Regions from separate parts of the Homo sapiens genome. Here regions 2 and 3 are each linked to region 1. Evidence: chromatin contacts called from ENCODE Hi-C or POLR2A ChIA-PET data. All regions are on one chromosome and are shown on one strand. Each heading gives the region's core, a stretch centred on a gene start or an enhancer-like site at or near the end of the contact. The rest is flanking DNA. Distances are from core to core; before and after follow the strand shown.

What was found. A loop is a pair of places that touch in the nucleus more often than their neighbours do. ChIA-PET counts read pairs that join two places held with the same protein, here RNA polymerase II (POLR2A). Pooled maps may share reads with other maps.
Region 2: a map of sigmoid colon shows a loop between it and region 1 (2.1-fold over the local background). The contact joins two enhancer-like sites. A Hi-C loop is called at or near these places in 1 of 168 maps with a recorded cell type or tissue (sigmoid colon) and 2 of 50 pooled maps. POLR2A ChIA-PET finds 5 or more read pairs at or near these places in 1 of 52 experiments (MCF 10A).
Region 3: a map of ascending aorta shows a loop between it and region 1 (4-fold over the local background). The contact joins two enhancer-like sites. A Hi-C loop is called at or near these places in 3 of 168 maps with a recorded cell type or tissue (ascending aorta, gastrocnemius medialis and heart right ventricle) and 8 of 50 pooled maps. POLR2A ChIA-PET finds 5 or more read pairs at or near these places in 1 of 52 experiments (PC-3).

Annotation. Positions count from the first base shown.
Region 1 is chr10:4,497,666-4,500,622 of GRCh38, forward strand. No RefSeq gene overlaps it. Among named protein-coding and RNA genes, the nearest start is that of LINC00703, 110 kb to the left of the region's middle. Within about 2 kb of position 1,471, at least 3 of the 41 ENCODE cell types and tissues checked have a DNase peak (open chromatin) inside an H3K27ac peak, as active enhancers do.
Region 2 is chr10:4,060,265-4,063,221 of GRCh38, forward strand. All of the region lies in intron 4 of LOC107984195 (a long non-coding RNA gene), which reads left to right. Among named protein-coding and RNA genes, the nearest start is that of MIR6078, 71 kb to the left of the region's middle. Within about 2 kb of position 1,535, at least 14 of the 41 ENCODE cell types and tissues checked have a DNase peak (open chromatin) inside an H3K27ac peak, as active enhancers do.
Region 3 is chr10:4,769,311-4,772,267 of GRCh38, forward strand. No RefSeq gene overlaps it. Among named protein-coding and RNA genes, the nearest start is that of AKR1E2, 55 kb to the right of the region's middle. Within about 2 kb of position 1,566, at least 9 of the 41 ENCODE cell types and tissues checked have a DNase peak (open chromatin) inside an H3K27ac peak, as active enhancers do.

The DNA.
Region 1 (2,957 bases), core at 221-2,720:
TGGATGATGGTGTCTGTGATTGCGATTCAGCAAAAAAGAGCAGACATTTGTGAAAAAGAAGAATTCAGTTACATTTCAGCACCCTAAATTGCTTAAGCACAGCTGTGGGGCTTGTCTTGGGTGAGAACACCAGGCTACGAGATGCTTTCCTATATAACCAAGGTATAGATAGGTTAACTATTCTATAGACTCATCTACCTGGGAATTTTATAAGAATTTAACAGAACACATTCAATGAAGTATGTCTGTCTTCCTACAGGTAAATTGACCCTATTCTTTATATTCTGGTTTAAAATTAAGAGTATAATTTTCCACTAACCTCCCAAAGTAGGTCTCAAAGGTGTTCCTGGGTCTTTCATCTCCCTGTTCTCAAATATTATTACTTCCTTTTATTCTGTAAGTAAAATCGTCCTGGACTTACTCTCAAGTGTAATTTTAAAAATCACTCATTTCTGCTGTGACAAGTAGCTGGGACCTGAGTACCTTCCCTAGGAATTCATTTTTTATATTTCTGCCACAGTTAACTTCTTTTAAATGTCATGATATCCATCTTTAATAAGTTGTATTATGGAGAACATGGCAAGAATGTGGCCAGAAGGATGAAGCAATTGGAAATTGAGGCACTGAGGAAGGGTTAAGACATGCAAGTTTTTGGCATGGAGAAGAGAAACCTGGAGAGGGGAACATGCGGTAGTTGTTTGTCATCAAGCACGAGGAAAGTGTCATAGGAAAGAGTCCTCAATCTGTGTGTCCCAAAAAGTAAACTCAGAAGTCACTGAGGGAGGCAATAGCAAAAATGAGTTTGGTTTTGTGCCAGGGGGACCCTCCACTGAAGCAACTCAGATGTGGATGGAGCTGCCTTGACGCTGGAGGTAGGTAGAGCACTGGAGATCACCCAAGGTGTCATTTTAAAAGGAATTCTAGCTGTTAAGAAGCGCTGGGCTGGAGGATCTTTAAAGACCTGTTAAATGGAGGATTCTACCATTCTCTGAAATGAATGTTCTCTACAAACCTATCATTCTTCCCTAGTGTTCATGTTTTTCCCAGTGACTGAGTTTTGCAAGCCAGTAACACTAAAGAAGAAACATTTATATTCTCTTTCGCAGTAGAGTTATGTTGAATAAAAGGCCTCAATGCTAACAGAGAAAATATGTGCTTTCTACTTTGGTACACACAGAGAGCTCATTAGTTCTAAATTTAGAAGTAAGCTTTAGTTTTGGAGGGACTCCAAGTTTGACTAATACATTTGACGATGTCCTTGTTAGAAAAAAAAATACCATGATGGAGAATTCTATTTTTCTAGGTTGGTATGTGTGGATGGAGAGGGAAAAACACATGCTCTTTTCTATGCGCTAATTCCATCTGTTCACAATTATTGAGTAGGTGTGCCAATTGAATGATGCTCAGTACACAGTAGGTAGGCAACGGGTGCTTTTAGTCTGACAGTATTTATAGTTCCTACTTGGCAGAGGTAAATCACTTAGCTAATTCTCAGAGCGTCTTGATTTAAACCAACTGCTCTATTTTTCTCCAGGGCAAGCTGCCTGGTAATGAGACACTGGTCAACCACAAGGCGTCATTTTGTTTCAGCAAAGTCTATTGAGCACCGATTAGGTGTAAGTAAACAAAGATAAACATAAGGAAATTAAAAAATAAGTAAGCAAAGGTAACCAAGATGCTGCATTTAAGAATCTGCTCTCAAGGAACTTGGTCTTGGCAGAAAGACACGTTTGAATAAGTAACTTAGTATCATTATCAGTGCTCAAAAAGCCTGTTATTTAGCATAATTTTTCTCTAGGAATCTTAAAAAACCACTGTATAGATAGTTCAAAATTCTCTAAACTACCTTGCTTAAAAGCATTCAATAACTTTAAATAAAGTATTTCAGTGTAGAGTAGTACTTTACCACATATTTTTCTCTCCATGAATATCAAAATAAATAAAAATAATTTGTCAGAAGCTTTATGTATTTTAAAATTAATAATAAAAATATTAAATATCAAATATATGGGTTTAATATGTTTAAAATATTAATTTTTAATTCTATCCCCCAAAATCATGACATTGTTTCCTATATGGAATTCTAAACCACAGTGATGTTCCCGTCATAATTCATTAGGCTAGCTCTCCCTCCACCGTTGACAGCAGCAGGAGGACACCAGCAGGGAGAAGTGGCAACGTGGAATGGTCAACTACACACGTATGCCTCTGGTGCCCACTCCTGCACCCTCTGATGAGGAGAAGCTGGGTGAAATAGTGGGACAGGTGATATTTAGTTACAAGCTAAATAACCACTGGCATCACCCTAGGATGTCACCATAACATGTTTTCCTCTTCCTCATCTCTCTGACTCTCTTGTTAACTTGATTGTAAAGTGGATGGACATCCCATTAGAACTCTGATTTACAAACTAATATTGACAGAAACTTTTTTCACACTGTACTAACTCAGACACACAGGCAGTTGTGTTTTAGATGCTGTTAATTTGTTAGAAAGAGAGTTGGCAATGGTGGTGACCCTGGATCACTACACTGAAACAGGAAAAGACAAAAAAAATCTAGAGATAAGTAAAAAGAATAAATATTCATGTACACTATATTTTTTCCTAAAAAAGAAAACACTTAACAGTTTGATAGGCCTACATGGAATTGACCTTCTAATATGTGGCTAATCATCATTTAATAATACTTAGAAACTAAAAATACTAATGAATCATTGAATGTCTCTCCATCTATTCAAATCTGTAAGTTCCTTTAATACATAAAGGGTTTTTCCCTAGGGAGGCTTTTGACTTCTTTCTTTAGTCAATTCTTTAAAATGTTACAGTTTTTACCATGAATGCAAATATCTTATATACTATTTTATTTTCTAACTTTTTACTGTTAGTGAAGATAAATATTATTAGTTTTTGTAAATCGGTCGTTGTAAAGTGACCTTGATAAACTATTGTGTTTATT
Region 2 (2,957 bases), core at 285-2,784, 440 kb before region 1:
TTTAGCGTCGATGGCCTTGAGTTTCTGTTTGTTTCATTTTGTGTGTCCAGCATATCTTCTTTCGTGCATCAACAATTGTGTATAGCTTGCCTTAGGCTGAGCAGCAGGAGTGACAGACTTTTTTGGGGGGTGGGGGGCGTGCATCGGGGAAGAAGGGGAACCAAGAAGATGGGAAGGAGCCTGCAGAGGGTGTTTGGCTGGCATCACTTAGGCTAACCTTACCCAGGGCCAAAGATGTGGCACAGGCTGGCACAGAGTTGGAAGCTGATGCATGTTCATTATTTACCCTCAGCTAATGTCCAGTGCAGCTGCTGACATCTAGCACAGCTCGGCAAATCAAGCTGGCCAGAGATGGAAAATATTCTTACCCAAAACTTGATGGAATGCTAAGGGTGTCCCGGCATATTATCTGGAAAAATGTCATGGAAGGACTAGAAATTAAGCTGGATAAGGAAGACCTGATCCCTCCAGCTTAGAAACCTTACCTATTCAAAATAAGAGCTGCTGTTTCCTGTTGGATTCATAGACTATAATAATAATTTGTAATAATTTAGTTATAGTAATAGTTTCTTGTTACTATAATAATTATTTGTGAGAATTTGCTGGTAAACAGTAATTTTGTATTAGATAGTAATAATTAATTTATATTATGGTAAATCTAGAAATTACTAAATTTTATAAATAATTAATAAAAACTGAACCCCAAATTAGAACAGTGATGACAAAAGTAATAACGATAATCACAACAGTGTATATATAATATATATATATTTCCACATATAACTATATGGAGTTATCTTTATTATTCAGTTGCTCATGTATTTATCTGACTGTTTATTAATTACCTGGCTTCTAGGTGTTAAGCACTTTGTTATATGTTAAGTATACAACAATAAAGAAACAGATAGGGTCTCCATCCTCAGTAATTTGGTAGACTAGTGAGAGACAGGCATTAAACAATTAAAAATTCAAGGGTATATATTATGGCAAAAATGTGTTAAGGAAAAGAACTGGGACATGAGATAATTTATCCAAATTCCTACTTGGGTTCCAGTGATCTGAGGATACCCTTTAAGACCTTTAAGAAAATGACATTTAAACAGAATCCTGATTGATGGGCAAGAATCATTTTGGTTAAGAAATGGAAGGAGTTCATTTTATGCAGGAAGGGGAATGTGCAATGAGGTAAAAATACTTCCTGAAGAAGGAGCACTCACACATGCAGGCATGTGCAGGCACACCCACAACACGCCCTCACACATGACAGTCCAGCACGCAGTGTGCATAGACAGTCACGCTGGTGTCTGGCCCCCTCCCAGAATCTATGAAGATAGGACAAACTAACTGGGTGCCAAGGACCACAATTTTCAAAAACAAGAGCAGGGAAGTGCTGAGCGTCTGGGCAAATAAGTCTAGACTCTGATCTTGAAGATATGAATTCATTTCAGAACATTTGCTTGGACTATCTCCTTGTGCTTGCATAATCTTGCCTACACCACGATGTGCTAAGTTTAGACGTTCCTCCAGTCTTCCAGCAGGCAGTATGGCAGAGAGGGAGGGAACGGGCTCAGCCCAGGGCTCCCCAGTTCTGCTACCACCAGGGAGAGGGAGGGGTATTGTTCTTACTGCAGAAAGTGCCAAGACTTGAACCAAATGTTTATATTGTGTTTTTGAATTTCTGCTTGGGGAAGAGACAGCCTACCAATGACTTCAAGAAAATATGTTGGCTCTTTTTCTGCAAATAGCCTTTCTGGTTTTTATGGCAAATAGAAGAAATGTCTCTCTTTAGTCATTGAGCCACTTTGTTGTGATTTTTTTTCTAAAGTATGTTGAAAGTCATGTGGATATTCTTCTAGGTGTTGTGAGCTGTGCTATTTTCCAGCAATGTGGAGCTCCTCTCATTCCAAGAACAGGGCGATAATCTGTTATTGGAAGATGAATAATGTAGTTTCTTGACCAGGAGAAGGGGAGCAAGATGTTACTGAAGCAGTTTACAGTTGAGCCAAACTGCATGTTCCCTGAGTCACTTCATTCACGTTGTTTTATTTTGATTGATGGTGTATGAATTTTTTTTAACAGCTTTGACCTTTGTCCAAATGCTTCTAACTGATCCTCATCTTGAATCTACAGTGAGGCCATCAGCTGTGTCTCCCCTCCCTGTCCCTTCTCCTTCCTGTCATTCCACAAGCCCTTCCTGCTGAATCTAGCCCTAAATCCGGTTTTGTATTTTTATCCATGGCAGACCTTAGATTATTTCTGGTTGGGATTATTGGGATTATTTCTAAATATGCTGGAATTTCTGCTTTTGTTGTGTCCATCCCAGCGTTGATTTAGATTTTCCTCATTTTAGCATCAGAACGGACACGATTGCTAAGAATTCCTTCAGATCTGCCCATGGCGTGGAGCCACTTCTTCACCGTTCCAGAGCCTAAACCCTGCGAATCATGGGTGGCTGGCTGGCAGATGCTTCTCTTGAGAGTTGATAGTGTCCTTGGGCCAACACTCAACCAAGGAGCCCTGCGGTGAGATCACCTGTCACTCTAAGGAGAGAAACTGATTCCTACAGAACAGAGCTGGGCTGCAGTGGCCTCAGGGCAATAATGTCACAGGCCTTTGAACGCATTCAACAAAACTCCCAGTCTCTGGTTAACAAGCGAATGCGCCTGAAAGAATGGGACAGATAATGACAGGTGAATGCCCCCTGACCTGTGTGGCCAATGGCCCAGCAGGACTGGCATTACTCCAAAATTGTCAGAAATCCAGGCTCTCAGGCCCCGCCCCACCACCCAAACCAGAAACCATGTGGACAAGATCTCCAGGTGATTCAAATGCACAATAGGCCTGCATGAGTAATGCATATCAAGAAATCTTCGCTTCCCTTAACTACCTAGCGGGACACCAAGGGAACCTCCTAGAAGAAGTCTTGGATGGGATGGGGCTGGATGCCACCCCCTCAA
Region 3 (2,957 bases), core at 316-2,815, 270 kb after region 1:
AAAGTGTAAAGGTGCTATAGATATCTCGGCCAAGTTATCTCTGACTTTTTCAATGATATTTACAAATCTGTCAATTGGTATGCTTTAAATATTTTTTAATCCATTCTTATGGTTACTTATTAATAACTTTTATAAACTTTATAGTATATAAAATGAATTCAAATTTCCTTATCATGTTGAATATAAGTTCTGGTTTCCCAGTTCCATCTTCAAGATAGCTGATTGACAGTATATGACTAAGAAATAGGACTATAATTGCTAATGGTTTGCTTTTTTATATAGGAAACAATACAAATGAAGATTAGAATTTTTACTATTTTTTTAACAAAATTAGCAAATCATGCACTTACAGACTCAAACACAAGCCTAAGTAAGTAGACAAGCATTTATTGTATCCACTGTACAATTCTTTCTCACCATTACGGAAATTAGCTTATTCCTGGATGGTTCAAAAGCTTCCTAAACACATGGAATTTAGATAATTACAAAAGGTTTTTATAATGGAGCCTCTTTTGCAAATCAATATAAAATTGTTAGCTGACCTGGAAGGGGGCACGGACCGGAAAGCCATTTGTTTTAATGGAGTCTTAAGAAAACTGCATAAAAAAGAATATGCTGTTAACGTCTTCCTAATAAATCAAAACAAGAGACTATTTGTAATATAGTAAATGTAACTTTGAGAAAATTTAATTATATTTTTTTAAAAGAATAATCCTGAATGTTGACTTGGAAACCACAGATTTCAGAACTTGCCTCTATATTACCAATATTTCTTTTCATTGATGCTCTAACCTCTAAAAACTAATAGTAAATGATACATCAAAATGCTAACCAACCTACAAAACTGAGTACTCCAATGTTTCTGAGAATTATTTGGGATATAAATTTAAAGCTCATATATGAATAAAATTATAATAAACTCATTCTGCAAGATTATGTATTAATCCAAATAAAATATATATTTGATTTTTGAAAATGTCACAACTTTAAAGAATTAAAATTTACATAAGATGAGAGAGGTTTTAATACACAGTTTAAACATTTGGAGGCTGAAATTAACTTTGATTCCAGCATTTTTTGCTTTCTGATTTCAAATAATTATGACGTTTAAAAATAATCAAAATATCTCAAAGTAATATTTTATGTTATAATTGGTTTGTTTTTACTTTGCCGTGAATTAGTATACTAGTTACAAAAATGGAAGCTGATTGGAAAAAAATAGAAAAATGTCTTAAAAACTTTTTGAGGGGTCATTTATTTTTTTAAGAAGTAACATGTATCTAATGCTGTCTTGGATACACTAAAAAGCACTTAAGACATATGTGAATTCACTTAATAAAATTGTTTTCCATATAAATATTATTTAAACTCCCTAAAATATTGTCTTTTTCTTTTCTTATTAAGGTATAAAATTTCTTTGCCTATTTCTAGAATTAATAAACAAGTTGCTATGAGCAACTTGGGAGAAACACAATAAGATTCTTTAAAAACTTTTTTTTCCGTTTCTTTTTTTAAGTTTTCCTGTTGGCCTGACTCATTGTGCTCTCACATCCCTTTGAAACCATATGGGGAAGTAATAAAGTGTGTCTCTTCTTCCAAAGATATGCACTGTTTATTAACTGACTAAGGGAAATACTATGAGCTCATTACTATTTGTCATACATGGTCATTCAATCACATTGAGCAACAGACAAGACCAGGAAACACCCGTGTAAAAGGACAATGGATAATGGGCAGTTTAACAGTTTAATTTTTTATGAGAAAAAAAAGAAGTTGAATATGACCTTAGATAAAATACAAAATACAGCAATAGTAACACTGCTGGCCATTTCTATTCAACAACAAACTCTCTGTTCTCTGCAGAGACTAGGAGGCAGGTACAGGATTCTGCCTACAAATAACTTTCTTTCTTTAGCACCAAATTGTGCCCAGTGTAGCACCACTTATTGTCCAAAGAATTAAAAGCCTTCAGCAGCAGATATTATTATTGTCTTTCAAAGATCTCCTTCCTGGGAATTCCATCACATGTAAACATATGCTTAAGGATTTAGCTCCATCTACAGGAAGCAGAAAATAAAACAAATTATTTGTAAATACAAAGTCCTCTCTGCACACATCCATTTAGATAAGATTGTTTTTGCTTCTTCCAAATGATGCTTTTGGCTGAGAAAGTTCCAGCGGAGAAAGGAGAGCAGTTAGAGTAGGAAATGGGCATATGACTCATCCATTCCTGGGGTTTTGAATCAGAAGAAAATCTGATTCTACTTCATTAAATAAATTTCTATAAAAAGCAGCCATTTATAAAACATGACTTATGAAACATATTGCCAAGGAGGAAGCCTCTCCCAGGATTTTGCAGGGATTTATCAAACAAGAGTCCCTGAATGTTAAAGTTTCAGATAATTCTGTCTCTGGATGTGGGTTTCATTCCCCTTCTTCCCCATAAACTTCCTATCCTCTGAGAATATGTGCCACCCCCCATAACTGTGTCCACTGAGCCAGATCCCAGGACAAAGGGTGTCAAGGAGGGTTGGAGGAGATGGCTTGGGAAAACCTGCCAATATCCTTTCTCAAAACAATGGCAGAAATCTGGGTGCTGTCTTCTTTCCTGCTCCACATTAATTGACAATAAACATAGCTATTTACTTAAGAGGAAAGCGGAAACTCAGAAATGGTTTGGTCACCAAAAACCACAAATGAAATATTCCATTTTCCCCAAAGTCATATTTATCCACTCTTAAACAACCTTCTAAAGAAGAGCGCATCGTTAGTTGGACATGTTAGTCAAGCCACGTCCTTGCCATGGAATGTTCTTCAGAGCATTGAGTGGAGATCATGTACCTCCACATTCCCGGAAGCATATGCCTCATGTTTCTTCATTGAATAATTCAAATCTAAAATTAGGGGTAAAATGCTCTATTGTACAAAGATGCTGCCTTGTTTATATACCCAATTTC